Regions from separate parts of the Homo sapiens genome. Here region 2 is linked to region 1. The links are chromatin loops, found by intact Hi-C in ENCODE. Cell type or tissue: IMR-90. All regions are shown on one strand. Links, peaks and the distances in the headings refer to the core of each region. The heading gives the core; the rest is flanking DNA. Region 1 has its middle 28 kb from the start of EPB41L4B. Region 2 overlaps TMEM245 (transmembrane protein 245).

Region 1 (2,921 bases), core at 324-2,823:
ACATCCTCTGTCTTCCTCACGCTGGTCCTTCAAATGTTTGAAGATAACAGGAATGTCCTCCTGAGTATCCTCTCCTTCAAGCTAAGTGTTTCTAGTTCCTTTGATCATTTTGGTTTTTTAAACACTGATCCTGTTCCAGGCCGTACAAGGTCGTTCATGCCTGAAATCCCAGCACTTTGGGAGGCTAAGGCGGGAGGGTTGCTTGAGCCCAGGAATTGGAGACCAGCCTGGGCAACACGGTGAGACCCTGTCTGTACAATTTTTTTTTTAATTAGCTGGGAATGTTGGCATGCACCTGTGGTCCCAGCTACTTAGGAGGCTGAGGAAGGAGGATTGCTTGAGCCCAGTAGGTCGAGGCTGCTGAGAGCTGTGTTGGTGCTACTGCACTCCAGCCTGGGTGACGGAACGAGACCCTGTCTCAAAAACAAAACAAAACAAAACAAAACAGGGAGAGGACTTGTTTTTAGATGACCCATGATCCCAGCCAGATGGATTTCTATAGAAGAGGCATCTGACCAAAGCTGTGCAATTAAATGTCTGCCTGGGGAGTTCTGAAACTGGAAGGAAGCAAATCAAACCCTCTTTCCTGGTAGGAGCTGAGCAAGGTGTGGATGAGAGGAGCAGAGAAATGGGTGAAGAGGGACTGCTGCAGCATTCAGGCATCTGGTGGCAGTTGCTCCAAAAGCTCAGGATAGCATGGCCTTTCCAGTGGATTGTCATTCAGTCCTTCTTGGATTCTGCGAACCAATAAAGTCCCATTGTCTAAACCAGTTCCTGGGTTTCTGAGACTTTCAAATAAAAGAATTGCATTGGCCACAGCATTGGCCAGATTTAAAAGCCTAGAGCATGGGCTCTGGAGTCCAAGACACCTGAGTTTGAATCTTATAGCAACCATTTCCTAGTTGTGTAATCTTTAGCAAGTTTCACAACTACTCTGAATCCATTTTCTTTTTTTTTTTTTTTCCTAATTAGAAAAAAATTTTTTATAGAGATGGGGTCTTTCTATGTTGCCCAGGCTGGTCTCAAACTCCTGGCCTCAAGCGATCCTCCTGCCTCCACCTGCCAAAGCTCTGGGATTACAGGTGTCGGCCACCATGCCCCACCTGAACCCATTTCCTTTACCTGCCAAGTGGGAACAGAATTACATACTTTACCACTTTATTAAAAGGAGCAAGAAAGGATAATATATATATAGTTCTGTACCTGGCATGCAGTAGACTCCTCTCACTGATGATAGCAAAGTAATTTATCTGTATTATTCCTGAGTTTTCAGTCAATTCAGACATTCACATAAGCTCTCACAAAATGTTTCCCCACCCTGAACTCGCATTGACTTTTCGAGCCTAATTGTGGGATTTTAAGAATTTCCCTGCTCAATTTCCTCCTTGTTAATTCCCAAGAAATTGTTTAACAGGAATGTCTAAATTTTTGAAAAGACAGATGCTCTTCTGTCCCCAAGGAGGATTCTGACTTGTGTTGCTTTCAGAGCTTCAAGACCAGATCAACAGCAGCAGTCAATGTTTAAAGAAGTCTTTCTCCTCTGCTGTGTGTAGATTCTTGGGCCCTTTCCCAGAAATGACTTTCCAGAATAATTGTCCTAGAAAGCTACACACAGGCTGCCTGTCTGCTGAATTGCCACACATTGGAGGTGATTCACAGTTCCCATCATTTATCCACAATGATAATGTGCAAAAAGCCCTTGGCTTGGAGTTAGAAGATTCTGGGTTCAAATTCCAGCTCTAGAAATTTTTGAATTCCTTGGGTTTCTAGTAAGTGTTTACTTGAGGTCTTGAAACATCAGGCAGAATGATTCATTCACTTGTAATTCATTCAACACACATTTAATAAGCACACTTCATATTCCAGGCTCTACAGGGACTGGTGCTGGAGTTATTAGATGAACACCTGCCAGTGACCTCAAATAGATCGTATTCTAATGAAAGAGATTAGCAACACAGACCTATAATTGAATGGGTATAGTAGTGTAATTAATGGCAGGTGCTGCAACAGAAAACCCCTATCCCCAAGTCTCAGTGGCTTTTCACAAAAAAAGGTTTTTTTTTGTTTTGTTTTTTGTTTTTGTTTTTTGGTTTTTTTTGGCCAATGCAAAGTCCAGTATAGGTTAGGAGGATTTCTTCCTTCGTATAACCACACCATATGGAACACAGTGCTGTCACAGTGGGCTAAGGAGAGATGGAGGAAGTACATTGGCTATTAACTGCCTTGACCCAGAAGTAGCACCCATCACTCCTGCTCATAGTCCATTGGGTAGAACTGACCACATAGTCGGCCGAAGCTAACTTCAGCAGAGGCTGAGAAATCCAGGGAAGCTCATAGGTACCTGGTGAGCACTAACTATAATATCTCTGCCCCATGGGTAAAGCTGTGGTAACAGTGAGCAAGGGGAGTGTATTAATTATGACTCCGTAAATGCCTGTTTTCATTTATTTATTTTTTTGGGACAGAATCTTACTATGTTGCTCAGGCTGGAGTGCAGTGGATTCTCACAGGCGTGATCATAGCTCACTGCAGCCTTGAATTCCTGGCCTCAAGAGATCCTCCCACTTCAACCTCCTGAATAGTTGGGACTGTAGACATGGGCCACCATGCCCAGCTTTGTAAATTCATGTTTTAAATCAAATTTAGGAATATTTCAGTCATTATTTTTTCAATTTTTTTTCCTGCTCAATTATCTTTATTTTCTTTTTGGGATTCCAATTACAAATGTGTTAGACATGTATGTTGATATTATAATTACATATATGATAGACTTATTATGATGATATTATCTAATAGTCTGGTAGAGTCAGATTGATAGACTCTGTTCCTTTTTTAAAAAACGTTTATCTTTTTCTTCATGTTATATAATTTCTATAGCACTATTTTCAAGTTTACTTACTCTTTCCTTGGTTACTTTCATT
Region 2 (2,921 bases), core at 267-2,766, 310 kb before region 1:
GCTCAGCCTTAAAGCTTTTTTTAAAAAAAATAAAAACGTGTGGGAGTTTATGAATAAAAGCTTAACCTATTAAAAAATAAAACAATTTATGCCAAACCTTTCATTTCCCAATAACAACGTTTAAAGACAGTATTTTAGGCCGGGCATCGTGGCTCATGCCTGTAATCCCAGCAGTTTGGGAGGCCAAGGCAGGCGGATCACTTGAGGTCAGGAGTTCAAGATCAGCCTGATCAACATGGTGAAATCCCATCTCTAGTAAAAATACAAAAATTAGCCGGGTGTGGTGGTGCACGCCTGTAATCCCAGCTACTCAGGAGGCTGAGGCAGGAGAATGGCTTGAACCTGGGAGGCGAAGGTTGCAGTGAGGCGAGATTGCACCACTGCACTCCAGCCTGGGTGATAGAGGGAGACTCTGTCTCAAAAAAAAAAAAAAAAAAAAAAAAAGACAGTGTTTCTTTAATTCCAGCTGTAAACCTTAATATAAAATTTACAGCAAAGTTTAAAGAAATAAAAGCACTTAAGTATTAATCATACTTATTCCTGCTCAAATGTCAACTGTGACACACTAGTTAACCACACTATGATGTTCAGCTTTTTAATTTTCTCTCTCAAGTTTTAATGTGACTGAGAACTGGCTTGATATACTTAATGCAATTTCTAAAAGAGATGTCAAAACCTATAAAAACAGACATTTATTTATTGTATTATATGGCTAAAGTGTTGATTCTGACTTAGATTTAACCTGTATTTATCATAGAACCATTCCAATTATATCTTTAGAGAGCTCTGCTTGCCAGAAATTAACTTGCTGAGATTTGGTTTCACATGGATATCCTCAGACATACAATCTAACAACATTTTCTCCAAAACCAAAGAAGAGATAAAAATAATCATTAACTGTTCACTGTACTTAAAATATTTGATGTACATCTGGTCATAATTCTTTTCTAGGTTAAATGTCACTAAATCAAGAGAAAATTATTCACAATTTGGTTTTAACCCAGGACATCATATATATTATAAATATTACATATGTAATAAGAAAATATTGGCTGGGCATGGTGGTTCATTCCCGTAATCCTAGTGCCTTGGGAAGTTCAAGGCAGGAGGACTGCTTGAGCCTAGGAGTTCAAGGTTCAAGGCTGCCATGAGCCATGACTGCACCCTGCACTCTAGCAGTCTGAGTGAAAGAGATATTGTCTCAAAAAAAAAAAAAAAAAAAAGTTGCTCTGGAACTCTGGGGCAACAACAACCAAAAAAAAAAAAAAAAACCCCAAAATATCATGCCTTGTAAACAATACTATTTTCAATGAAAATTTCATTTGTGGGAACACAAAAGGCTATTTCACTGAAAATTCCTACTACCAGTTCTTTTGTATACCCCCAGGAGAAAAAAATCCTCCTTTAAAAAAAAAAAAACGGAAATGCCTGGATGATTCACTAATAAGAAATTCTGTGGCTTACTTACCCTGATATGTCAGAGTAGATTGCAGTATCTACAAAGTATGTTGGCAAGAGATGAAAAATCAACAGTAAAATGGCCTTGCATCCTAACCCTTGTGTCAGCCACAGGTCAAGAACTGCAGGTACTGCTGCCCAGTATGTCCCCAGGAATGGCACTGCTCCAAGGATTGCTGCTAATGCTGAAAAAAGAGTAAAAGAAAAACAACTTAACATCATCAGCAAAACACTAACAAAGCAAAAGAATCTAAGCAGTAGCTCCTCCTCAACAACTTCCAACAAAACAAGTTAAATACTCACAAACTCAAATATTAGGGAAATGATATGCCCTATCTAACTGAATTTTCTAGCTAAGTAAAGGCTCAATATCTTAAAATGTGATACTAAAAATCTTTCTAAGTGTGTGTCTTATTTATGGATCTCTTCTTAAGCAATAAAATTCAAGGGTTCTGTAGTTGCTACTATCAATCAATAGTTAATATACGGTCCTATAAATACACCTACAGAACATGTGTCAAAACTTGTACTGAGTCCAAAGCCCAATCAGAAATTAGTTTCTAAACCTCAGCATAATAAAAATAAACAGAAAAAATCCTGAGTTGAAGGACCCTGCTTCAAGGTCATTCCCTTCCAGAGCAGTATGTTCAAGCACTCTTCCTCCATCTGGCTTCTCTCCAAGTTAAGAGTAAAGCAAATGTAGTTTCTAGTTCTGGTCCTACCAGAAGCCAGGTACATGACCTTGGAAAACTGGTCTCTCATCTATATGACAAGTCTACCATCCCGCCTCACAGGGTGCTTGCAGGTCAGAGGGTAGGTTTGTGGACATCACAGTAGAGAAGAACGTGAATGAACTTGACAATGTAGAAGGAAGCACAGACAAATAGGGAAAGGGGGGGATGTGGTAGAGGCAAATGTGGAAGGCAGAGATATTTAGGAAAACAAGCAGCCATAGAAATAAAGGAAGGAAAAGTAGAAGAAGCACCACAACAGATCTTAAGAGGTATGGAGGCAGCTTATGTGCCCTCAGAAGCATTCATCTTGCCCTGGGATGTAATCCCTCATGGACAAAGCTATTTTGACAACAAGTTGCTCCCTGCCAATCAGTTCAATTCAAACGTTACTGAGAGCCAATTATGTCCTAGGTGTTATGCTAAGTGCTAGAACATTCATTCATTGAACAAACATGTAGGGCAACTGATACGGGTTTGGATCTGTGTCCCCACCAAAATCCCATGTCAAATTGTAATCCCCAATGTTGGAGGTAAAACCTGGTGAGAGGTGACTGGATCATGGCGGGTGGATTTCACCCCTAGGTGCTGTTCTCATGATAGTGAATGAATGAGTTATCGTGAGATCTGGTTGTTTAAAACTGTGGTAGCACCTCTCCCCTCTCTTCCTCCTGCTCCAGCCATGTAAGACATGCCTGCTTCCCCCTTACTTTCCACCACTATTATAAGTTT

Evidence for each region. Hi-C counts contacts between places; a loop is a spot of excess contacts. Peaks named below come from ENCODE experiments on the same cell type or tissue, not always from the same donor. Only the 100,000 strongest peaks of a DNase experiment are listed, where the experiment ranks them.
Region 2: a loop joins it to region 1, with 23 times the contacts of the local background. A loop is called at or near these places in 1 of 110 quality-filtered maps.

The regions. Positions count from the first base shown.
Region 1 is chr9:109,347,923-109,350,843 of GRCh38, forward strand. No RefSeq gene overlaps it. Among named protein-coding and RNA genes, the nearest start is that of EPB41L4B, 28 kb to the left of the region's middle. In IMR-90, for the core only: no CTCF peak of the experiment used is centred there; a DNase peak (open chromatin) is centred at 1,639.
Region 2 is chr9:109,034,738-109,037,658 of GRCh38, forward strand. TMEM245 (transmembrane protein 245) reads right to left here. Exons shown (of 18, transcript NM_032012.4): 16 at 1,469-1,643. Among named protein-coding and RNA genes, the nearest start is that of MIR32, 10 kb to the right of the region's middle. RefSeq lists an enhancer at 1,061-2,260. In IMR-90, for the core only: no CTCF peak of the experiment used is centred there; a DNase peak (open chromatin) is centred at 1,474; H3K27ac peaks cover 1,704 bases.